3 separate regions of the Homo sapiens genome follow, and all the other regions are linked to region 1. The links are chromatin loops, found by intact Hi-C in ENCODE. Cell type or tissue: gastrocnemius medialis. All regions are shown on one strand.

Region 1 (8,000 bases):
GTCAGAGATGGGATGGGTAGGAAAAGAAATGATGTTGCCACTTCCCTGGAAGTGTCCACAGCACCTTCCCCCTGCCACAACCACTGTGGCCTTTCTCCTTCTGCAAATGCACACACACAAGCGCAGAAAAGCCATTTGACATCCACAGCTGGGAAACAGACTTCAAGAGACTGAGACATGTCTTACATTTTTTCAAACAGTGAACAGCCAATCCCTCATGCTTCCACCAGCCTTGTGTTGTAGGGAGGGGCTGGTGGCTGCAAGTTGGCTAGGGACCTAGGGTTGGCAAGGGAGGAGGGGGACTGCAGAACATTCTAGACTGGGCCTCAGTATTTTCATCCATACCCAGGCACAAGTCAGTGCCGTCAGGCCAGCACTGACCAGGACTTTCTGCAATGATGGAAGCGTTGCAGGTCTGCAATGTCCATATGTGGCCACGAAGTCCTTGAAATATGGCTAGAGTGACTGAGGAGCTGAATTTTTCATTTTATTTAATATTTATTTAAATAGCCACATTGGCTAGTGGCTACCATATTAAATATATACTTTTTTTTTTTTTTTTGTCACACTATTGCCCAGGGGGGAATGTAGTGGCACGATCTTGGCTCACTGCAACCTCCGCCTCCCAGGTTCAAGTGATTCTCCTGCCTCAGCTTCCCGAGCAGCTGGGATTACAGGCACACACCACCATGCCTGGCTGATTTTTTATTTTTAGTAGAGACAGGGTTTTACCATGTTGGCCAGGCTGGTCTCGAACTCCTGACCTTGTGATCCAACCTCCTTGGCCTCCCAAAGTGCTGGGATTACAGGCGTGAGCCACCATGCCTGGCCTAAGTAGTACATTAATATATAGTAGCCTTAGGCCAAAGAGAAGCCCAGTGAATCCAGGAGCACCCCTGCTGTTTCTCACACCCATGACGCTCATCTGTCTGCTTCCCTGTGCCCTGCGGCAGGGTTATCTTGCTCCAGGGCAGGAGCATGGATGAGATAACCTCCCAAGGCATGCACTGGGCTCTAAGCCCCAGCTTATATTACAGAAATACTTCCAGACCTACTTCTCTTTGCCTCTTGGGCAGATTTACACATCTCTCCATTTAAAGGTTATTTATTGAATACTATATGCTGGTGAGACAAAGAGAAATGACAAAGCTCTGCCCGTAAGAAGTTGGCTGTTTAAATTCCACAGGGGGGACTAGAATGAAACCCAGAACAAATTCAGCTCCCTTTTTCATTCTTTGTAGAGAGATTCTAGGCGTCCTCATCTTATCTTCTGTCTAGAAAAGGAGATGGGAGAATCTCCCCAGGTCTGGGTGGCCTGGCAAAGCCCGACACTCTTCCTGGACTGTGAATTTCAAGGATGCCTCTGTTTCTTCGATTTTTGTAAGCTAAGGCACAATATCTGGGTCACCTAGTTTTCTCTTACAATTGATTATTAGGTCAAGTGAGATAGAGTGATAAACTAACACCAGCCCAGGAACAGGCTGTTAATAGCACCGGGGTGTGGCTAAGAGGTCCGGGGGCGGGGGGTTTAGATTTTAGGCAGGCAGGTCTCCTGGATCCATCCATTGCTGTGACCAGCAAGCAAGGTGGAGTCAGAACCCTTCAGACTCTACTGGAAGAGAACAGCCGTGGCAAAAGGGCAGGTTTGGAGAAAGTGGTTGAGCTTGGGCAGGGTACATGCGTTGTGCAATTGTGCAGCATGGAGTATTTCTCACCCTAAGATGCCTCTGGGTCTGTAGCAGCTGGGCTTGCATCATGACACTCTCTGTGTTTGCCAGGACATAGAGGATGGTGCAATCCTCAAACACGTGTTCATGTTACCATGGGGAGAGGCTGATGTACTGTGTGTGCCTCTGTGGATGCTGCTGCACTGGGGTGTATGGGGAACTCCTTATGAATGAAAGAGGACTGAGTTGGCCACCCAAATGTGGCAGGGGCCAGAGGCATTGGAGAGCCAGTGGGAAGGACTGGAGGTATTATATAGAAGCCAGAGATTTAGATCCCACCCCAAAGGTAAATACTGTATCCAGATAATATTATCATCATCCCCTCCCTTAGTCATTGAATAGGGTTATGAAGGTAAGGTCTGGCCTCCATAGATCCCAGCAGGAGAAATGGATGCTGAGCATTCCACATTTCCCATCCTCTGCAAAAACCTCTCAGAACAGCATCTCATGGGCGGGGAAGTCTGGAATATGTCTCTCTTCCTTCCTGGATCATTTTCCAGTTGGAGGTTACAGAAACAGCAGAATGCCATGCACAAACAAGCCCTGTTCCCCTCTCCCTCACCTGCCTTCACTCTCCCACACATGGGTTCTCTCCGGGCCTCGCTTGTTTGTCTCCCTGACTCTTTAAATATATCCTGCAGACACACAAACAGAAGGAAGGGATTTATTTGAATGATTATTGCAGAAGTAGGAGAGGGAGGCACCCAAATTCCAGATTTATTTTTTCTTTGAGACAGGGTCTCACTCTGTCCCCCAGGCTAGAGTGCAGTGGAGCTATCAAAGTGGAGCAATCATGGCTCACCTCAGCCTCAGCCTCAACCTCCAATCTCCAACCTCCTACCTCCAACCTCCCACCTTCCGGGCTCAAGCAATCCTCCGGTCTCAGCCTCCTGAGTTTCTCAGACTAGAGGCGCACGCCTCTATGCCCAGCTAATTTTTGTGTTTTTTTTGTAGAGACGGGGTTTCACTATGTTGTCCAGGCTGGTCTCGAACTCCTGGGCTCAGGCAATCCACTCACCTTGGCCTCCCAAAGTGCTGGGATTAGAGATATGAGCCACCGCTCTCAATTCCAAATTCCAGATTTTAAAAACACTTCCAGGCCGGGCTTGGTGGCTCACGCCTGTAATCCCAGCTCTTTGGGAGGCCAAGGCGGGCGGATCACGAGGTCAGGAGATCGAGACCATCCTGGCTAACACGGTGAAACCCCATCTCTACTAAAAATACAAAAAATTAGCCGGGCATGGTGGCGGGCGCCTGTAGTCCCAGCTACTCGGGAGGATGAGGCAGGAGAATGGCGTAAACCCAGGAGGCGGAGCTTACAGTGAGCCGAGATCGCGCCACTGCACTCCAGCCTGGGCGACAGAAGGAGACTCTGTCTCAAAAAAAAAAAACAAAAAACGCTTCCAGTCCCTAGAAGTGTGCCCATGCTGTGTGGGTGTCAGTCTCCCACGCCCTCTGCTGGCCACATGGAGATATTGACCTGTTTGTCAAACAGGTTCCAGAGCAGACTGTTGAGTTCTTTTGCTGTTCACGTGCAGAACAATCTTCACCAGGAAGTCCTCCCGGGTATCCTGCCTAGATCCCTTCTGCAACCTCAGTTCATTTTCTCTTGATGAAATAGCTCCAGAGTAGCCAGTCTACTTGTTCCTTCTTGTTTTATCTAAAACGCAAAGCCTTCCACAATTGAAAGCCTATTTATGACTCAGCCACAGAGCAGCTGAGTCGGGCTGGCTGCTTCTGGCACTCAGCTCCAGTCTTACTTTCCAGCCCTTTAATCTCCATGGCTCTGCCCTGGCTCCCCTCCAAGTTTCCGCTGTCTCTCTGGAGCCTACAGGTGACCACAAGACCCTGATTAGTATCTTCGACACTGGACTCTGCTGCTGCCTAAGGAATAGGTCCCATGGGGTTAAGTGGCACCAGAAACCAGGAGGCACATCAAAATGTTAAGCCTGCTCTTCAGAAGCAGCCAAAAAGCTTGCAAAGCTGGGGAAGGTGTGCCCTCAGGAGACTTGCCTTGGGGAGGCTGGGAAAAGGAGAGAGTTTGCAAAAGCATTTTGAGTTCCTTAAATGAAGAGAGATACAAGAATCTACATTTTGTATGCCAGTATCATGGTTGCTTGGCCCCGGGGCAGTACTTGAACACTTTCAAAGAAAAGAGTAAGAGAGGTCAAAATAAATTTACCCCAAGGTTTATCAAACCGTTGTCAACAGCCCCATCCCCCTCCCAGAAAGGGTGACTCAAGGTTAAGGACAGCCCACAGCACTTCTTAGAAAAAGTCCCAAAAGGTGAAAGGTCTTGAGAAGAGCTGTTGAGGGAAGGCTGTGGGCCACCATGCTTCTGTGTCCCCCAAGGCCAAAGAGAGAATAAGCTAAAATGACAGCTGGAAAAGGGCACCCTCTGACCAAATGGACAGAGCCTCCCCCAACAGGTAGCCAGAGGAGGATGGAATGGCACCCCCATTTCAGATGTCCTTAAGAACTAGAGAGATAGATGCTTATTTCTGCTTGGACACAGGGGGATGGACTAAATGGCCTACGGAAAGGATTCCAGGAACTGCTACACCAGCCACAGGAGAGAAGCCAGCTTCCCAGGCTGTCTCCCCTTGAAGAGGTGACAATGTGTTGGCTCTCCAGGCCAGGCTGGGGCAGCCCACTGAAGGAGACGCATAGACGCATGCGCTGGTCAGCAGCCAGCCCACTCCCCCACCTGCCCTCACTTTATCCAGTTACAATCTTGATTGAGGAAGGGGTCCAGGCTTCTCCAATCTGAACCCCCTCCAGGCTTTCAGTAGCCACCATATCCTGTCTGCCCCTCCCCCTACAGTAGTCAACTACTTTTTGAGGATTAAAATGCGTGGTGATGCTGAGGTTGAGTGGCACGGCTCCAGTCCCTCCATAAGACGTGCCCAAAAGCCCTTCTGTGCAATGGTTAGCACTCCCTCTCCCTACTCCCTCTTCTCCAAGATCTGAGCCTTGGCGTGAGGCCTGTGTTACTAGATAACGGAGCCCCAGCCTTTCAATTTGTACAAAGTCCCCAAACCAGCCATGCTTCTCCCTTCCTCCTGCCAATCTCACTTGCGCTACAACCAAGAAAAGTCAATTTACCCCAGAACATGACCCTTTTAACTAATCCCTAGAATCCTGCATTCCACCTACCAGAGATGTCACCCTATTGATGAGTCGTCACAGCAGGGTCTGATAGAGCAGAATCGAGGTACTGGGACATCAAGACATGACTGGGAAGAGGGGGTGAGAGTCCAGAAGGGGTACCAGGATTCTCAGGTTGAATTTTATTTAGGGAGAGCCCACCCACCACCTTGCTATTTGCTTTCCCCAAGTCATCATCTTCCTCTCCAGTAATTACGTCCCTTCCTTTCCTGTGAATAAATACCCAAAGCAACTCACCACCAGGAACGCTGCGAACCTTTGGAGGCTTCTTTAGGGCAGGGACCTTCTCTGCCAAGGCCTTAAAGACCAGATACCTATTTCATTAGACTTGACAAATCCTGAGCCAAGAGAGAAACAGATGCTTGGGTGCTTCCTGCCACCTGCCATCCTGCCCAGGTTAGGCCAGGTGTCCAAATGCCTTTCCTAACTCACACCTGGAACTTGCCCAGGGCTGCAAGCTCAGAAGTCAGGTTCTATACCTGCCCAGAGGCATAAAACAGCGTCTTCTCAAAAAAGCTTCTCTTTCCTTGCACCCCACCCCCACTTCCTGGAATTCTACCCACTTCTTCTGTTCCCCATCCCAGATGTCTGGCGGTCACTGTTCCTGGACATCCCAGTGATCATGGAGTAGATGGAGAACAGAATTTTCTTTCACCTCATTTCAGTTATTTAAGGTCACTCAAAGCTCTATTTTCTCTTTCCAGTATTTGAAAAAAGAGGGAGGCAATGAAGACAGGGCCCCCCACCTCCACTCACCCCTGCATCTGGTCCCACTGTGAGGCATCCTGGCCACACGCTGCCCGCCTGGAAACAACAATCTAAAGTTCCCCCATTCTGGTTCCTCTGAGGCTGGGGGAGGTCAAGGATCTGAGAGGAGAAGGGGACCCAGGGATGGATGCCTATGAGATCAGAATTTAGGGGAAAACTGCGCACCAAGAAAAGGCCGGACGGGTGGAATTAAGGATCAACAAATACATCAACAAAGTCTGACTTCTCTAAAGGTCAAAAGCCAGCTAAGTATAGACTGTCAGCAAGCCACTCCTATATATAACTGTCCCGGTCTCAGCCAGCTGTCGGCCTCTCTCAGTCCAGAGCTGAGTAACGTCCCAGCCTCCCAGGCCCCCGAGCACCGCGCCAGTTCTGAGCCAGAGCAGGAGCAAGGCCTCCGACTTCCACTTGGCCCCACGCCGGTCCCCTCCGGGCCTACATTTCTGGCTCTCCCCTCCCCTCCTCCTGCCGCTTATGAAGGTCCTCACCACCCTGCTGCTCCAGACCCCAGGACCCCCTCCTCCTAGGTTCCCCAGGTCCAAAGAGACCTCAACATCCAGCAGCTCTGAAAGTGCAAAGATCTCACTAACAGGACAGCCTTTGCCCTTCTCGTCCACGCCCTGACTGTGTCATCTGCCTCCATGGGCCCAGATTCCCGGGTTCCTACTTCTCAGCCCCACCTCCAGCCATGTCCCATCTACTTGGCCATCCCCCAGCAAGCAAACCGCTCGCTGCCACCTTCATCCTTGCAGAGGCCATTTTCCTTGCCCTTCCTCCTTACTGCCCCCAGAAGGCCTGCTCCGTCCTCACCCATCAGTCTGTCAGTCTCTCGATTCTCCTCCTCTGTGAAGCCTCCCTGCCTGCACTCTCTGCTTGACTCCAAGCATGCCAGAAACTTCCTGCCACTTAAATGAGCATTCCCTCTGCTTCCTGGTTCTTATCCCCCTGCTTTCAGGGTGTGCTCCAGGAGGGCAGAGACACATCTGCTTCAGCCTTTATTACTCCCCTCACCCCAAACTGCCCAGCCCTGGGCTCTGGCCGTGTGCACCTTGGCCCACGGGGGCTGACCCTCCGGCTCCTTCTCCTGCAGAGAGAGACTCCCGTGAGCACGAGGAGCCCACCACCTCTGAGATGGCCGAGGAGACCTACTCCCCCAAGATCTTCCGGCCCAAACACACCCGCATCTCCGAGCTGAAGGCTGAAGCAGTGAAGAAGGACCGCAGAAAGAAGCTGACCCAGTCCAAGTTTGTCGGGGGAGCCGAGAACACTGCCCACCCCCGGATCATCTCTGCACCTGAGATGAGACAGGAGTCTGAGCAGGTGCATCTCGGGGATTCCCTCATTCCCTCCCAGCTTTTGACCTTTTCCTGCATCTAAATGGACATTCATGGCGGCAGGAGGTGCTAGACTAGACCCAGCAGAGGACCTACAGCCCACCATGTGGCTCAGCTTAGGACGTGGGAGTAGAGTTTCCAGAGCATACACTTGTCAGGGCCAAGGGCTTGTGCAAGTAAGTGGGAATAGAGGCGGTGCTCATTTGAGGAGAGTGTGTGCCAGCCCAGCGGCCACGTACCAGGTACCTGGGCCCTGCAGCTGTGTCCAGTCCAAGGCAGAGACTGAATATTCTCCTAGAGCATCTAGAAATGGGCACCTCTGGACATTGTTACTCAGCAGAAGAGAAAAGCTGCAGGGGAGGGGGTGGACTGGAACACAAAAGAGAAAGTATGACTCCGTACCTGGCCAAAGGCAGGCTTTGTATGATCCCAGCGCACGTGACAGGTGACAGGGAGGAAAGATCTTTGGTAGCAGATGATTAGAACCAAAGGTGGTGACTTTCCTCCAGAGACCCTTCAGCCCCCACCCCCTGGGCCATTCGTCAGCGCAGCTGGGTGGTTTTCCCTTGGTCTCGCCACGCCTCTCACCCTCCTGTCCACACAGGGCCCCTGCCGCAGACACATGGAGGCTTCCCTGCAGGAGCTCAAAGCCAGCCCACGCATGGTGCCCCGTGCTGTGTACCTGCCCAATTGTGACCGCAAAGGATTCTACAAGAGAAAGCAGGTACGTCCCCTGCCCTGAGCTCCAGGCTCAGACTGCTCCAAAAATGGCACCTGCCAGGAAACTCCACCTTGGGCAAGTGCCTAAGGTTTCCACCGTTAACCACTTAGTGTTTCCTGGGCCTCAGATACCCATTCATATACCACGATCATGACTTTCCACATTCCCTACTATGCTGTAATCCATTTCCTCATTCTCTCCTATGCGGTAATCCACTATGCTTTCCACAGGTCGCCTTAGCTACATGAATTCCTTGCAAAAGGTAACTCTGTAACACTATCG
Region 2 (8,000 bases), 570 kb before region 1:
GAAGAGACAAAATCCGATTTTATCCACCAAGGTTCTCTCTATTTGAAATATCTTCTTCTCAACATCTGATACTGACTCCTCAATTTCAGCCAGTTCTAAAAGGCCTGTACCTACCCTGATTCAATGTACACCCTCCCTATTCTACCACAGTGGACTCTCAGTTATCTACAGGAAGCCACTTTCTCCACATCTCTGACCAGGGCTGGTATGTGGTATTAGGACACAATGTAAAAAATGCATTTATTATATGCTATTTTAGTTGCTTCTCTCTTAGTATAAATCCAATCTTATTTAGGTTACAAGATTCTAGAAGGCAGGCCTTATATGCTCTGTATTCCACGTAGTGGAAATACTTCTAATTCTGTAAATGATTTCTTAAAAGTCATACTGAGCCAAACACTGTGGAAAGTGGTAGATATTATGGCCTCTGCGCTAAAGGACTTTACAGAGACTGGCCCTTCTCCGTCTTGGAAGATTGTCCTTTTTGACCTTGAGGGAAGCTCCAGAGACGGCCTATGGCATGGTGAGGACAAAGAGGGCAGTCATAGCAGCTGGCCAGGCCATCAGGGAATCCACCTTGCAATCAACAAGGTGACACAAGTCCCATTCAAATTATCCTCACAACCTTTTAGTTTTCTAGCCCTGGAGCTCTCTTCATCTGTCATACTTGGTTTTGACTACATAGTAACTGCCACAAGAATGGGAAATAGTAAAAAGAGATGGACCTCAGAATCAAAAGTGATTGAATTCAAATTTAATTCGGCCTAAATATAGCTAATGAAATGTAGTCACTAATTTTGCAAGGTTGACCAGTCTCATATAGTCCTAATATAAATACAGGAGAGTTGTTTGGATCAGGGGATTGTGTTGCCCTGATCATTTCCTTGGCTTTCTCCCTTCCCTCACTGGCTGCTTCCTCACTGCAGATTTGCCCAACATACATGCATAGACACCACACAGAGGATACCCTTTCTTTCTCCCACTTGTCAGCTAAACCTTCTCCCTTTCCCTGAAGTGATTCTCTACCATCACCATCTCTCAAAAATCATGCTAAGTTGCAACAATTGTTTTTATTTTGTTCCCATAAATGAGATATTAACAGTTCAGGTCTCTAAGGTCTTTCATTTCAATCAATAATACATATTCCTGAAATTCTAAATATAAGTGGCCTCTGACTTTACATTTCTCAAGTCTTAGACAAGTATGCATGCAGTCTATAAACAGACTATGTGTGTGTATGTGTCAGAGAGACTACACGTGTGTATGCATATTATATACATGTATGTATTGAGAGACAATGACACATATGATCAGTCAAGAGTAGAAATATATTTTCTTCTACTCCTTCACTCTCCCACCACTTTTGTCTCTGGGACAAAAGCTTTGCCTCCATCCCCGCTTGCTCACATCCACCCCTCCCTTCTTTCACTCTGACTTCTAACCGTTTTTCTCCCCATTAACGCCCCCCACCTTCATTTTAAACCCAGTTTTATCTGGATCCTCTCAAGGAATTGCACTGTGATAGTCAGTGCAGAGACCCAGCCTCCAGGCTAAACTCTGGTGTGTCATTTAGTTACTAAGGACATTAATCTTCCTCCTTAGTTCTCTCTTAAGGATTATTTAAATTGGGCAGATTGAGAATCCATCTATTTCTTTAAAGTCCAGTCCATGAATAGCTGTTAACACAATGCTAGAGTTTAAGGCATTAAGCATGTACCTGCAAGTACTTTGCAGTTCTTCATTTCCTTCCCTCTGGGAGTGCTTTCCAGTAGACAGGGGGAGGGGAGGGAGCAGAGCCTAAGTAAGCTGATTTATCTGGAAAAGCACTCCTCTCCATCTTTGCCATTTTAATAAAGCTTAGCTTGGGGAAAGATTTGGAGGCCTTCAGGAGCAGGTCCGTTAAAACAATTGAGGAGTGTGTGAAACACAGCTCAGGCTCTGCATCCCAGTCTTCAAACTGACGTCACCTCATAAATCCACAGGCACAGCCTGGACCCATCAGCGAGCTGCTTTTTCAGGAGATTAATTATTTGTTCAGACAGGGGTCAGGTGGAGGGTCTTTGAAAGATTCCTTCAGTGTTTTGCCCCACCCCCCTCTCATGGGGGTGAAAAATGGAACTCTCTGTACAGCCAAGATGTAGAAAGAACACTGCGTGCAGAATCAGAAGGGACGTGTGCAGCGTTTGACCCACACTGCCCAATTAAGACAAGAGGGGACTGAGGGGCCAGAGAAGTGAAGGGGCTGTGCATTGGCTCTCCTTACCTTGCTGTCCTAAGGTTATAGGTTTCCAATTTGTCCCCAGGGCAGACTTCAGTAAGGCTGAAAATGCAATAAATTGAGAAAGGCATGGCGTTAGGGGAAGCCATCTGACAGAAGGACATTTGGACAGTGTCTGCAATCCAAGGGGGTCATGGAGGCTCTGGGAGGCCTCACTGTCAGCCCTGGAGCAGAGGTTTCTTTCCAGGAAGTGCCGGGCTTTGCACATCAACCACCTGGATATGTCTCTGGGGAATCACTTAGACACACTCAAGAACAGCAATCACTTAACAAAAAGCAGAAGAGAGGGAAAAAGGCTGAGGTGCAGCAGTTGTCAAATGCATGAGAGTTTCCAGAAGGAAGATTGCAAAGGCTCTGTACTCTCAGGGCAAGATAATGGGAAGGGAGATTTTCTGAGAAAGGGGGTAGGGATTGATTAAACTGGAGTTAGTCAGAAAGGTACTCAAATTTTGTTCACCCATTTTAGGAAAGTTTTAAACAGTGGTTTGTTAGTAAATGGTTAAAAACTGTTCGTGGCGGAGGTGGGAGGTCGGTGGGGTGGCTGTTCTACTTATCATCTGCTGATTTCTGTGGTGTAAATACTCCCTTTGACCCTGATTTCAAGCACCAATGTGAGGTCACTGAATGTGGAGTTGGGAAGAGATGGGAAAAATAGGCTCTTCTGAGCTGGTGCAAGCTGGCTCCAGCTCACCCCTGGTTGTAATAAATATGCTAACAGGGTTCCTAAAGAATGTTCTCAATTCTCGTGCCCTAAGAGGCTACATGGTCCAGCTAAAGGTGCTGGAAGCCAGTCCTAGTGTCAATTTCTTCCTGCCATCCAATCCCAGCTATCAGTTGACAATTTGTGCACTTTTCTCTATTTCCATAAAAAGTTGAAATATTAAACAGTGCAAAATAAAGAAGTCTTGTTATCCCCTGCAATTACAAATGTATAAAATTTGACATCCTCAATTCTCATCATCATTTCTCTAATAGTTCTTGTCTTTGATAAGGCACAGGATTGGGTTGTGTTGTCAGTGAGCAAAAAGAGGAACTGCAGACTGCAACTGTTGGAACTGCAACTAGTGTGCGGTCCCCTATTTGAAGACATGGAAAGAGAAAGCCTAGCTCTTCTTTCAGCTACAGGGCCTGATCTGCGCAGCCTGATGGGAATCAGAGAGTTCTGGAACGCAGCTCCTTTCATAGCCCTTGGCTCCTCTGCACGCCCCAAATAAACACAGATTGTCAGTAGTGGTTTCAGATGAATACCCCTGCAAATGCTGGCATAGCAGGCTGGGGCAGCCACGGGTCTTACCCTCCAGGGAGGGAGCCCGGAGCAGGACTGCCACGCAGAGATGCAGTTGAAGAGGGGAAGGGGAGGGGGTCTATGAAAGCCAATGGCAGAGCCCTGTGGTTTGGCAGTTGGCCTGGGAGCCCTGGAGCCTTCTGGGAAAAAGCCAGGAGGGGAGGACAGAGTGAGGGAGAAGGGGTGGGGGAACTGCTTCTCAGGGTTGGGCTGGCTGCTGCGCCTGTCAGGGCCAGAATTGTCGGCTCTCTTCTGGAGTGACTTACTACATACAGAGAGGAGGAAAATGAACTAAGGTGCACTGGGCAAGTCACAGCCAGGATTTCCCTCCAATCTCACAATAGGGCTATGAGGCAGATTTTCATCACCATTTCTCAAATGGGGAAACTGAGGCCCCACAGGTAAGAGGATTGGCCTGTGCCACACTAATATTAATGGCTAAAGGTGAGATTTGATTTCACCCTTTCTGCACCCAAGGCCCTGATCTCCCCTTGGTTTTATGCTCCTTTTTGGCACCTCTACATCAAACCCTTTGGCTCCACCAGCCAATCTAGTGTGACACTTATTTGTCTGATTTTAGTTTGTTTCACCGTTTTGTAAACAGGTCCCTTGGTTGTTGAAGGGGCTGTCCAGGCTGACTGTGGTGGCCCCCTGTGAGGACAAGGGAAGGGACTCTTGGCCTCCAGCTTGTCTGTGTGGCCAGGATCGATGTGCTCCTGGAATCCACACCAGAGAATCTTAGCTGTGTCGGCACAGCCAGGACGTAAGTGCCATCCTCCTGCCAGAAGATTGTTAATAACACCAACAATTTCTTCGACTTCTGGCTGTGGATACCAGCAGCCTGTGTTAAGTCAACTGTGTGTCCTCACTAGCATGTTGGCGCGGGTCAGCTGCTCAGTCATAAATCCAGACATGTCTATCTATCTGTCCATCAGTCCTTGTGGCCACACTGCCCTTCAGATCTTTCCTGCACAAACATGAAACTTAACACGAACTCCTCACAAGGGCACTCAGCCCTTGGCTTTCACTTGGAATAAACAGGCAGGTCTCTAGATGCAAACACCCTGCCCAAAGTGAAACGCAGCCAGCACGGCCACCTGCTCCCTCCCCTCTTGCACTCCTCACACTTTCTGGGTCCCTCCCCACTGCCATTTTGTTATTCTCTATTCAAATGTCAAACACTAAAGTTCCTAGTTGTTTTAATAACTTCTGCTGAATTTCTACAGTTTTAATAAAGTATTCTGTTTCCATTATTGATAAGATGATGGCTTTCCTGGCTGGGAGAGTCAGTAAGAGATTTTTCTCTCACTTGAGCAGGTCTATTTTATCATCTTGCAAATAGGAATACTGTACATGGACTTCCATAGATGACAGTGATGCTACCACCCACTAATAATGATAATAAATGTTAGCTGCTACTGCAGCCACTGCTACAGCAGCCACTGCTACAGCTAACGTTTATTGAGCACTTACTATGTGCTGGGCAGTATGTATTAAATGCTTTATAAAGATTAAGTATTTGATCCTCACAATAACCCCATGAAGTAGAGCCCGTTATTTTCTCCATTTTCGTAAGAAGAAAATGAGATTCAGATGAGTTAAGTTGCAACTTACTTAAGTTTCCAAAACTAATAAATAATAAATCTGGTGCCAGAATTTGTTTTTGACCACTTTTCTATAGTGATATGAACCCCAAATATGCATGTGTATGCATGTACAAAATTAAGCTTCACTATATAAAGTGGTCATTTCAAAGGTCAGAAACTGTTCAATATCAGCAATTTCATGATTCAACCTAAAACACTTCGGCCAGAATTTTCTGAATGTGGCCACCAGACTTGATTATCCTTAGACTTTGGTGCCTTTCCTAGAACAGGCCCTCAGTCAGTAAATGTTTTCTGAGCATAAGAGTGAGGAATTGAGTGGGTGCAGGAATGACAGAGAGGGGTGTGAATGATCACAAGCAAAGGCAAGTTTCAGTTGCAGGGGGAATGAGTTTCAGGGGGCACAGCAAAGGGTGTGGGCATGTGCGTGTGTACATGTGTGTCCAAGGACCTGTGCCAGTGGTGGGTGGGTGCAAGCCCCTTTAAAAGCTACACTCTGTTATTATCTTCCCTGTGGAGTGATGTGACTACTCACGTTTCCATCCATCCTATATTTCTCATGGCTGCCACAACATAGTACCTTCAAAAGAAATAATCGAATAGACATTCTTTTGAAGAAAGTGTTATAGGCTTAGCCAACTCCCATAACTCCTTTCTAATACCAGTAACCTAGGTTGAGAGGGTGTTGGTTTCAATTCAATGGGAATTGATTTGAGAGCGAATCATCCCGTGGTCAGAGCCCCCGGAATCAATCTGTCCTCTCATCTCACTTTTGCTTTCTCTTTCTTCTCATTATCTGTTAGGATGAAAGTAGTGTAAACCTGATTCTCCTTTGTAATCTCCACAGCTCAGGGGACCTGGTAGGGAGGGGAGGCCGGAGGTGCTGGAGAAGAGTGTGAGGGAGAACGAGGAGCCTTGGGGTGGGCACCAGGCTCTCTGGGAGGAAGGCGCATCGGGAAGGCAGGTGCAGCCCAACCTTGCCAGATGGGATGTTCAAGGCACCCAAGGAGCAAGGACACCAAACCCTAAGATCCAGAAAGCAGGAAGGCAAAGCTTAGAGCTTCATTTATCTTCCCTGGGACGCCTTTGGACATGATTCAGGAAAGAGAAGGAATAAAGTCAGCACAAAGGTGTGAAAGGTGGGTCAGATACCAAGGGGGAGCAATATGTAACAGAGGACGGAAAACATACCCTCTGCTCACCCCTGCAAAGCAAGGTCACCATATGCTTTAATTTTGTGTCGCACACTTCTGTCTATAAAAATGTTTTTAATACATCTGCAAATAAATGGATGTTAATATTTGAATAATATACACATTTAGTACCATGACGATATACTATGTACATTATGAAACAGACGCAAAAATATAAATTAAAAATTGATAAGATAAAAATAAGTAAGAAAAGAAGTTATATTTTCTTTCCACACTCCCAAGGAATCATCTCATGTACCTCTGAGGTGAACTCACATCGTTCTGCAGGCCTTTGGGTTAGAACAGTGCTGCCAATAGAAATATAATGCAAATTGCATATGTAATTTACATTTTTCTAGTAGTCTCATTTTAAAATGTAAGAAGAAATAAATGAAATTCATTCTAATAATACATTTTAATCTAACCCAATATATCCCAAGTACCATTATCTCAATGGGTAATCAATATAAAATTATTAACGAGAGATTTAAAGTTCTTTATTTTGCAGCAAAGGCCTCTAAATTTGGTGTGTATTGTAAACTTATGTCACATCTTCATTTGGATAGCCCACATTTCAAGGGTTTGTCAACTACATGTGGCTAGTGTCTACTATATTAGATGGTATGGGGTTGAAGGACTATGATACCAGGAGGAATGGGAATCCTAGGGGACACTGAATTTCTGTTTGCGGTCAAGGCTGAGAACGTTAGAATAAGGATGCCTAATGCACCATTGCCAGCACTGGAACTGTAATCTTCCAGTTCCTTTAACCAGATGGCCTTAAAATAAGCACATTACTCAGGTTGCAGAGTAACATGATTCCATGAAAAAGGAACTATACATAAGTACATAAACGTATGAGCATAGCAAAAATATGCATGAACATACATTAACAATGAATACTGATCACCTTGAGGATATGGAATAGGAGGACAGTGAGCAGCAGAGTATTAAAATTGTCTACGTATGTATCTATATAGTTTGAGTTGTCAAAATCTGTATTTATTTTTAAAATATTCTAAAGGACAATAATTTTCAAGCGCGTGTATTTTTTTTTCAGAAAGTATGCAGGCTGAATCCTTATTGATAAAATAATATTTCCTTCAGCTATGGAAACCTAAACCTACTGTAGAGTCAACGTTTTTCTCTTATTGAATGAAAGAGTCTTCTGTCTTTTTTATTCTTTCTTTTTTACATGGAGGAAGAGTTGGGAAAGGGATTTTGGGCTTAGGGTTGCCAGATAAAATACAGGACGCACAGTTAAATTTGAATTTTATAGAAGCAATTATTAATTTCTTCACATAAGCATGCCCCATGCCATATTTCCTTTGAATGATCCAGGGATAACCTAAATATTTGCTCAGAACATACATATTTATTTATTTTATTTATTTTTTATCCTTGCTAGCAGGATGTCAAAGTGCATACATATTTATGCTAAAAAATTATTCACTGTGTATCTGAAATCCAAATTTTACTGGACACTTTTTTTTTTAAATCAAACCCTGCAAGCCTGTTTGGGCTGTCATTATTACAAGTGAACTGCTGTGGTCTTGCATGACTGCTTTTCTCTGCACCTCAGGAAAGTGCTACCTCCAACGGAATTATTCCCATCAGTGGTTCCCAACTGGGATGTGGTA
Region 3 (8,000 bases), 750 kb before region 1:
TGCCCCAAGGGGCCTGGAGCATTGCCACCACCCTCACTGGTGATAGGGCTGCTTGAAGTTGCAGAGCACAACCCATCTGGGTGGGTTTGCCGCCACTGCAACAGAGAGCCTGTGGGACCAGGCAAATGAAGGAAGCCTTACTTGCTCATAGCCAAGCTTCTTTTCAGGTTCTATTTTATATTTTATTGCAACAAAGAATTCCAGGGCCATACTCTGAGCCAGGGATGATGGGTGCTAAGCTCATTAACTGCCTGCTCAGTTTGTGGACTTGTTCCTGCTGAATCTGTAGTCCAGGTACTGCCAGTTTCTTAGTGTCAGAGCCCTCATAGGGTTCATTTGTGCATCCTGCATGTGGATATGTGTGTGCATTTACCCAGATTTTTAAAAAGCTTTCTATTTACCTTTTCTATTTAGCACATACCCTCTTCCATACTTAAAACTCCACACCTTCTACCACAGCTTTTAGAGTGATAGCACTGGGTTACAATACATGTTTTCGCAGGAATTGAGCATTTAAAGAGGTACTAAAGTGAACATGAAGAATTTAAATTCTAGGTAAACAGCTCTCAAAAGCTCTCTCTTCTTTGTGCTTTCCCTGATTATGATATCTGATATTTATTCTTATGACAGAGGACAAACTAAACTGTGTATCACAGTCACCGATTGATTCACTCTGCACCACTGGTCCCCAGTGGCATTTGGGGGCAATGTGATGTCTTTTTCTTAACTCAGGGCCCTCTTAGTCCCTCCTTGTCCCTCTCTGGAGCACTTATGAATTCTTAGGTCCACTGTTCAGCCCGGGCAGGCCATGGAGTGCAAGCAGTGCTGCTGGAGGCTTGCCTAGCTGGTCACTTTCCTGCTCCACCGCTAAAGTTTCCGCCCTCACTCAGGCCATGCTGAACATGGCTCTGTGTGGGGCTCTTCCAAGATGCTCCCAGTCTCCCCTAAGCTGTGTTTGGGAAACAGTGTCGCTGGTCTCCTCCTCCAAATATTCTCAGGTTCCTTCCATATCTAGTTGGAAATGTTCACTATGCCTCCTTCTGATCTTGGGGTTCACCTCGGGAGTGGGGAGATTAGGACATGTAAGTCACATCTCTCTGCTGTATTTCTGTCTTTCTCTCCTGCTCACAGCCCCCTTGGGATACACAGATAGGTTCCCTTTCCGCTCTGGTCTTCAGAGTAGGGTGTGTGTACAACATTCCTTTATTTTCTTCCCACCTGGCAAGTGATTTGCCCGTCCCTATTTCCTGAGACATGAAGGCAAATAGGGTGCAAGGAATGAGAACTTGTTTTCACAGATAAGTGAACATGACCTTTGAAGTGGTTAGAAAAACACAGCAATCACACTAGCATACATAGACCCTTGAGGCTGGCTGGGAGCCCTGTACAAAAAATAAAAATAATAAATAATAAAGGCTGCTTTCTGGCTGAGAAGGGAAGGGAAGAGTGAGGATTGTCAACAGTATGGGGGTAACAACTCCACAGGTTCTGCAAGTTTTTCTCTCTGAAAAAGAGGACTCTTGACTTTTCCTGCTTTGCTTTTAATTTCAAAACAGCACACATACTTTCATCTCCCACAGGATGTTCCTAGGAGCAATAACGCCAGGGATGAATTTCTTCCCATCACATGAGCAGGATGGCACAATGAAGATGCCCCCGGGAAAGACCCTCCTATTTTTTTCTAATTCAGAAAAAGCAGAAGAATAATATGATACACATATCCCCTGCTCATATTTAAAATGTTCACTTTTTGTCACTTAGGCTTCAGATAGTATATCTCACAGTTAAAATTGAAAACCATTTTGTTCCTCCTCTCCATCCTAGTCTTGCTTCTTTCTCTCCAGCGATGACCACTGTCAGTAATTTGATATATACTATTCCGGTCCATGTTTTTATTAGCTCATTACAGATTTTATATATCAGATAATAGATGGTATTGCTTTGTAGTTGTAAAATTTTGGCTGAATAATACACTGCATGAATTGTTTTGCAATTTGTTTCCAGTAAACAATATGTTTTTGAACTGTATATTTTCTTGCATATAGATACAATCCCTTCCTTTTTTTTTTTTTTTTTTTTCCTGAGATGGAGCCTCGCTCTGTCGCCCAGGCTGGAGTGCAGTGGCATGATCTCAGCTCACTGCAACATCTGCCTCCCAGGTTCAAGCAATTCTCCTGCCTCAACCTCCTGAGTTGCTGGGACTACAGGCACACGTCACCATGCCAGGCTAATTTTTGTATTTTTAGTAGAGACGGGGTTTCACCATGTTGGCCAGGCTGGTCTTGAACTTCTGGCCTCAGGTGATCCTCCCGCCTTGGTGTCCCAGAGTGCCGGGATTACAGGTATGAGCCACCACAACTGGCCAGTCCCTTCATTTTAAACTGCATTTAAGTACTCAGTTTGTGAATACAAATATCTATTAATTCCTCACTAAAAAATATTCGTTTTTCAATCTTTTCTCCCAGGGTTTTATTTTTAATAATAGGAACAATTGGCTCTACCTAATACTTCAATTTCAGCCCAAAATTGGCCAGAAGACATCGTTGCCTTAGAGCAGCCTGTCTTCCAGTTGACACTGAACTGCTGTCGACCGGAAGATGGTTGAGAGTCCACATGTGCCCCCAAATAGTTGCAGACTGTGTGTGCAGGGCCTGATTCTGTTCTCTTCTCTGGAAAATGGGATCGTAACTGTTTCTATCTTCTTGGGCTGTATGAGGGATTGGTGGTGTGGAGCTTGTACCACAGTGTCAAGCAGACACCCCTGTTCATGCTAATACATACAGTATTTAATGCCTGGTATAGACCTAGACCCCTGACTCCCTGGCCAGTTGTTTTTCAAAGACACTCCCTGCCTGTGTTACCACTGTTGGTAAGACCATGTCTCAAAGAGTTAATCATCTGGAAGACAGAAATCTAACCACAAGAGGCAGAGGCAGTAGGCTGTAGAGTTAAGTGGCAGGCTCACAACCCCAAGTGCTGTCAGTACTCACAGCTTCTTCACGCCAGCAGCTGTCTGTACTCTGGATTGTTTTGAGCGTGTCTTTGCAGGGCTTGCTTGTGCCTGCCAAGTTCAGCTGCCTGCAGAAGCACAGCTCAGAGCCGTCCCTATAGGCCTAGTCCTTGCACAGGTCTGGCCAATCAGAGCTCTGTTACCAGGCAGAGCCTCTCTCTCCAGCTCTGGTCACTGTCAGCCTAGCTGTCCAGGCACCCTTCTGCAATTTTCGTTTGAATTGATTTTTTTAAAAGCACCTGATATACACTTTTCTTCTTATTCTTCTCCTTCTAGTCCTCTATTCAAGGCCCTACCACAGAGACACACAGGAACGGAACTCAGAATCACAAACAAAGAAACTTTGATCCAAGAAAGAAAATGATCTTTAAAAAGACCCTCGTTTCATGCTGGCCGATGCTGAGAAAATCTGCTCTGAAGGATATTTGGAGACACTGATTAAAAGGTAGTACCATCACCACATATTTAACTTCCCCCTCTTTTTCCTCTGCTTCTAGGAGTAGAGAAACCAACAAAACCAACCGGAGAGAGATGGTTTCAAACAATCTGTCCCCCACCCCACCACTATTCACACCTTTCACAAGGGCCCAGCCACAAAGCCAGTGCAACATGACATCAATCATCAGCAAAGTGGAGGTGACAGACCCTGCCTTTCCCCTCTTATGGCATATTTGCTCATCTTCTCTCTTCCCCACTCCTCTCTGATAAGAGAAAGGACGAAAGCAAGGCAAGCGCATTCCTGAGCGGGAGCTGCAAGCGCCCAGGCTCATGACTACTGAGGAGCACACTGGAAGGGGAGAAAAGGAGGGGGGAAGATTGAGGGACCAAGATGGCGGGATAAAATGCTGTGGATGGAAGGGCAAGTTCTCCTGGGGTAGGAAGTATGAGGGGTCAGGGAGTTTGGGATGCCAAAGAACAGGAGAAGATTGAAAGTTTAATAAGCAACCTTGACATATGCTATGGCACATCCTAAAATGTTAGAAGAGATGTGAGTACAGGTTGGAATACCGGTATACCCATGCTGTTTTGAATTCAGTAATGCTTTGATACTGAGACATGCCCCACAGCTTTCTAAGCATTACACTTACTTATACTGCATTTTTAAAGCAGTTTTATAAGAACATATGTAAGTAGATCAGTACCATTAAAATGGGGTTAATTTTTTTTCCAAGTCACAATGGTGTAGGGCAGGTTGTGGTGGGAGGATTAATTATCTAGAAATCTGGCTAAAGCTAATTATGAAACTGTTATTGCTAAGAGAAAGGGGGAATTAGGCAGAAAGCCAGTCTACCTTGCTTCAAATGGATTTTCTCTAGATATCTGATCCTCTCAGTCTCTTCCTTAACCTCTCCTTCTCTTCCCCCTTTCTAGATGGTTGTCCCAGTGGAGGGGGATTCTTCGTGTTACGTAGATAGGAAGCACGATGCAAAAGTGTTGAAGCAGGAGTGTAAAGAATAATTAAAACACCTGGTGAGTTCTAATTTTATTTTTGAAGAACATAGCTTCTAAACAAGTGTAAAATACAAGCCATGGCCCTAAAAGCCAGGGTCTAATGAGTTAAAAAATGTCGTGGTTCCCATATCTTAAAGTTTTGCAACTCCTCCCCCTACCCCAAACAAAAAGAATCCTTTTAGGAATGAATATTTCATGTGTTAAAGTGACATTTTTTATATTAGGATTTTTTAAAGGTTCCTAATAATCTTTTTCTTAGTCTAAATTCAGGCAAACTTAATACTTTTGATTTTAAAAAGTAAACAGCAGTAAGATCTCATTTTTAGAAAGTTATGCCTATCAGTATACATTGAGAGATCACAGGAACAATTCTTACGTAAAAGTAACAAGAGTGGTCTTAATGATGGAATACTGGAGTGATTTTTTAAACTTTTTTGTACTTTCCAGCTTGAATAATTTAAAAAACAAAACTATATATTGTTTTATACAGGTAGAACATAAATTTTTTTAAAGGAAAAGAGATTAGGCAATCAGTTGCTTGAGAAGTAATTGAATGCCAAATATTAGGTTGGTGCAAAAGTAATGGTGTTTTTTGCCATTGAAAGGAATGGCAAAAATCGCAAATTACTTTTGCACCAAACTAATACTTTTTCCTGTAGATTTCATGAGGTTTCCTCTGTGTGTGTGTGTGTGTATCTGTGGGGGTGTGTGAGAGAGAGAGAGATAGGGAGAGAGAGAGAAAGAGGGTAGCAGTGCCTCAGTACATCTATTCCCAGGAGACATTTTGTGATATCTGAGTTCTAAGGAATGAGGACCAGACAAAAGGGGCAAAAGCAGTAAGAGGAAAAATGGAGATCAGGAAAACTGGCCATGACTCAGCAAAAACACAGTGACATTTTCAGAAACCCAAAGCCTCAGACATTACAAAGTCGCCCACACCCCTTACTTCTGAAGAGAGTTGTCCTGGCCCTCCCCATTTCAGGTGGGCTCCAGCCTAGGCTGAGTAAGCATTGCGAGCGAGGAGTGAGGAGGCAGGTGGGTGGATTGTCCCTTAAGGTGCAAGGAGGAAACAAGTGCCCTGTCTGTGGCTGATTGAACTGGGGAGGACCAGAGACCGGAAGGTATTCTCAATAGCCAGTATTTCTCAGAAACAGCGGAAGTCTCCCAGACAAAGCAGACGGGTTGGCATCCCTTTCTTGAGAGTCAGTAAGAGGGAAAGGACTGAGGCAGGCCTAGCCAACATACCAGGGACAGTGGTGAAATTTCGAGAATCTGGAGGGTCTGCCAGCTGTGCTTCCCACAGCAGCTTTCAATGCCTGCCCCTGAAAAGCTGGCATATACCTGGCTGCCAAACCATAAAGGGACATACCTAGAGTGAAGGACCAACTGCCCTTAAATTCACTGCCTTGTGCCAGCTCCTAAGTTACTGTAGGGATCTGTGTGGGTCTGGCCCCTCTTCATGGGCCCTGGGACCCTTCAGAAATCTATTCTTGTGCTTGGCATCCCATCTTATCTTCTCCTTGCTCTGCTGTTAGGTGATGGGTGAACCTATCAACACCCTATCTCATGTCACCAAGTACTCAGATTCAAAATTGAAATCCAGTTCCTACTAGATCACTAGCCCTCCTCTTTTACTTCAATTTCTCATAGCCTACAAAGAAAAGAAGAAACAACACATACGAACAAAAGATCAATTAAAAAAAACAGAGGAGAGATTTCCTGGCATTGGGCTGGGGGCACAGCAGGAAATTCTAGCCACACAAACGATTCTCCATGGCCAGAGAGTTATGCATCATGACCCTTGGGTTGAGCAACCCTAATGCAATACCAGGGTGTTAAAGGGCTGGAACTCTCTTGCCCTCTGGTAGGTCAGTTCTTAGCTGTAATATAATTTTACAGATGAAAAATTCCAGAGAGCAGTGACTTGCTCTGTGTTACACAATGAGACATAAATACAACGTACAGCAGCCACATAGGCCTAGTACTAATTATTTGACATCCTAAGACCTTTCCTTTATTGTCTGAAGTGGCTTAGCTGAGATGAATATCCAGCATGTCATTACAGCGGGAAGCCAGGCCAGCAGACTTCATTGTCCTCAATTCTGTCTCAGTTACACTAAGCTTTCCTACCCCATTACCTAAGTTTTGAGATGTAAAGTGGAAAGACACATTTAGTCGACATTGTACCAAGACAGAAGGTAGAAATTCGTCATGCTTGTGCCTCCCAGGTCTCAGGGTGCCTGATCTGTTTTCCTCTCGGCCCAGGCTTATCTTCAGGGCCACTTTCTCTTTCTTTCTTCGACATCAAATATCAACCCAGCCCCTTTGTATATCGCAACAGCGATTTAGTGGACACTCTAGCTGACTGATTTTGTTCCATTACAAAATGAGTTTCCTGCCAGAATAGAGGGGGAGATTATATAGACAGACATACATTTACAAACACAAAAGTAATGTGGAAGGGTGATATGGAGGCACTTTCAAAATGGCAGGACCTGCCTCCAGGCCATGGCAGCTTCTGCCCACAGCCCAGAGAGGCCACTCATATGCTGTGAAAGTAAAGGCATTACCTCGTCGCCTTGTCACCACCTGAGTGATCCATGAATGGCTGTTCTCTCCTCACTACAGGTGAACTTGGTCAGGACAAGAAGCTCCAAAGGCTTAGTCAAATTCTTTGTTGGTACTACCCTACTTTACTCGGTCGTATTATATAAAGCTGTTTAGCCAGGCCCTTGCTTCATACATTCCATGTCGCTGAGCAAGAACTCAAATTCTGGTTAGCTGCCACCCCTCCCAAGTAAATTTTACTTGATGTGCAGTTATGTGCTGAAATATACTGTGTCCTATAGAAATGAGCAAGGTGAGGGAAGGAGATGCAGAAGGAATTGAGTTGCACACTTTGGATCAGATTCGTGCAGGAGTTATATGGATGAACTGACATGCCCCAAACCAGATGAAGAAATCCACCTCTAAAACTCAGCCAAGAGCCTGTTTATAGAGGGCTTCATTGTTTATAATTTCCATGTCAGTGCTTCTCAAATGCTCACTACTCCTCTCTTGTTTTGGCCTTACTAAATTGGGGTGAGCTATGTGGTTCTTGCCCCTGATTTATCAATGTGAAAAGAGAGTCTTTAGGGATTTGACCATAGACAAGTCCCCAGGGGAGTGAGGGGTGGAGGTAGAGTAAGTATTCTGCTTTTCCAGCCTCTTTACTCTTGACTCCACTGCCTTAAAGCAAGGTGTTGCCAGAAACCACGGTCACCTCCTCTTTGTGAGACAAACATGAATCTCTCTTGGCCTATTACTCCCAAGGAAAGCAGAATATAAAAAGACATGTCTTCAGCCTTGCCAGATGGCTTCGGGGTAAAATTCTTCCCCAAACCAAGTGTTAGAGTCCAGTCAACTGTTTCAGGGAGGGCAAGAAGTAACATGGAGAAGTATTTAATGCTCTTTCTTCCCCAAAATTCCATGACATCCAAGCTTGTGGTGAGCAGGCCCTGCCAAGGCAGACAAGATCATTGAGCTGAAATCAAGAGAA

The links. A loop is a pair of places that touch in the nucleus more often than their neighbours do. Peaks named below come from ENCODE experiments on the same cell type or tissue, not always from the same donor. Only the 100,000 strongest peaks of a DNase experiment are listed, where the experiment ranks them.
Region 2: it touches region 1 in a loop (3-fold over the local background); 11 of 110 quality-filtered maps call a loop at or near these places.
Region 3: a loop joins it to region 1, with 2.7 times the contacts of the local background. A loop is called at or near these places in 13 of 110 quality-filtered maps.

What each region holds. Positions count from the first base shown.
Region 1 is chr2:216,677,833-216,685,832 of GRCh38, reverse strand. IGFBP5 (insulin like growth factor binding protein 5) reads left to right here. Exons shown (of 4, transcript NM_000599.4): 2 at 6,754-6,983; 3 at 7,602-7,721. It overlaps LOC124900515 (a long non-coding RNA gene), which reads left to right. Exons shown (of 2, transcript XR_007088080.1): 2 at 1-4,594. Among named protein-coding and RNA genes, the nearest start is that of IGFBP-AS1, 13 kb to the left of the region's middle. In gastrocnemius medialis, a CTCF peak has its summit at 3,176 (motif pointing left); DNase peaks (open chromatin) are centred at 1,742, 3,172, 3,512, 5,992 and 1 weaker place; H3K4me3 peaks cover 1,120 bases; H3K27ac peaks cover 8,000 bases.
Region 2 is chr2:217,244,182-217,252,181 of GRCh38, reverse strand. It overlaps the pseudogene RN7SKP43. Among named protein-coding and RNA genes, the nearest start is that of DIRC3-AS1, 35 kb to the left of the region's middle. In gastrocnemius medialis, no CTCF peak of the experiment used is centred here; DNase peaks (open chromatin) are centred at 2,071, 3,711 and 4,461; H3K4me3 peaks cover 773 bases; H3K27ac peaks cover 5,431 bases.
Region 3 is chr2:217,429,403-217,437,402 of GRCh38, reverse strand. DIRC3 (disrupted in renal carcinoma 3) reads left to right here. Exons shown (of 13, transcript NR_186301.1): 4 at 3,287-3,455; 5 at 4,382-4,480. Among named protein-coding and RNA genes, the nearest start is that of DIRC3-AS1, 150 kb to the right of the region's middle. In gastrocnemius medialis, no CTCF peak of the experiment used is centred here; a DNase peak (open chromatin) is centred at 3,082; H3K4me3 peaks cover 664 bases; H3K27ac peaks cover 2,132 bases.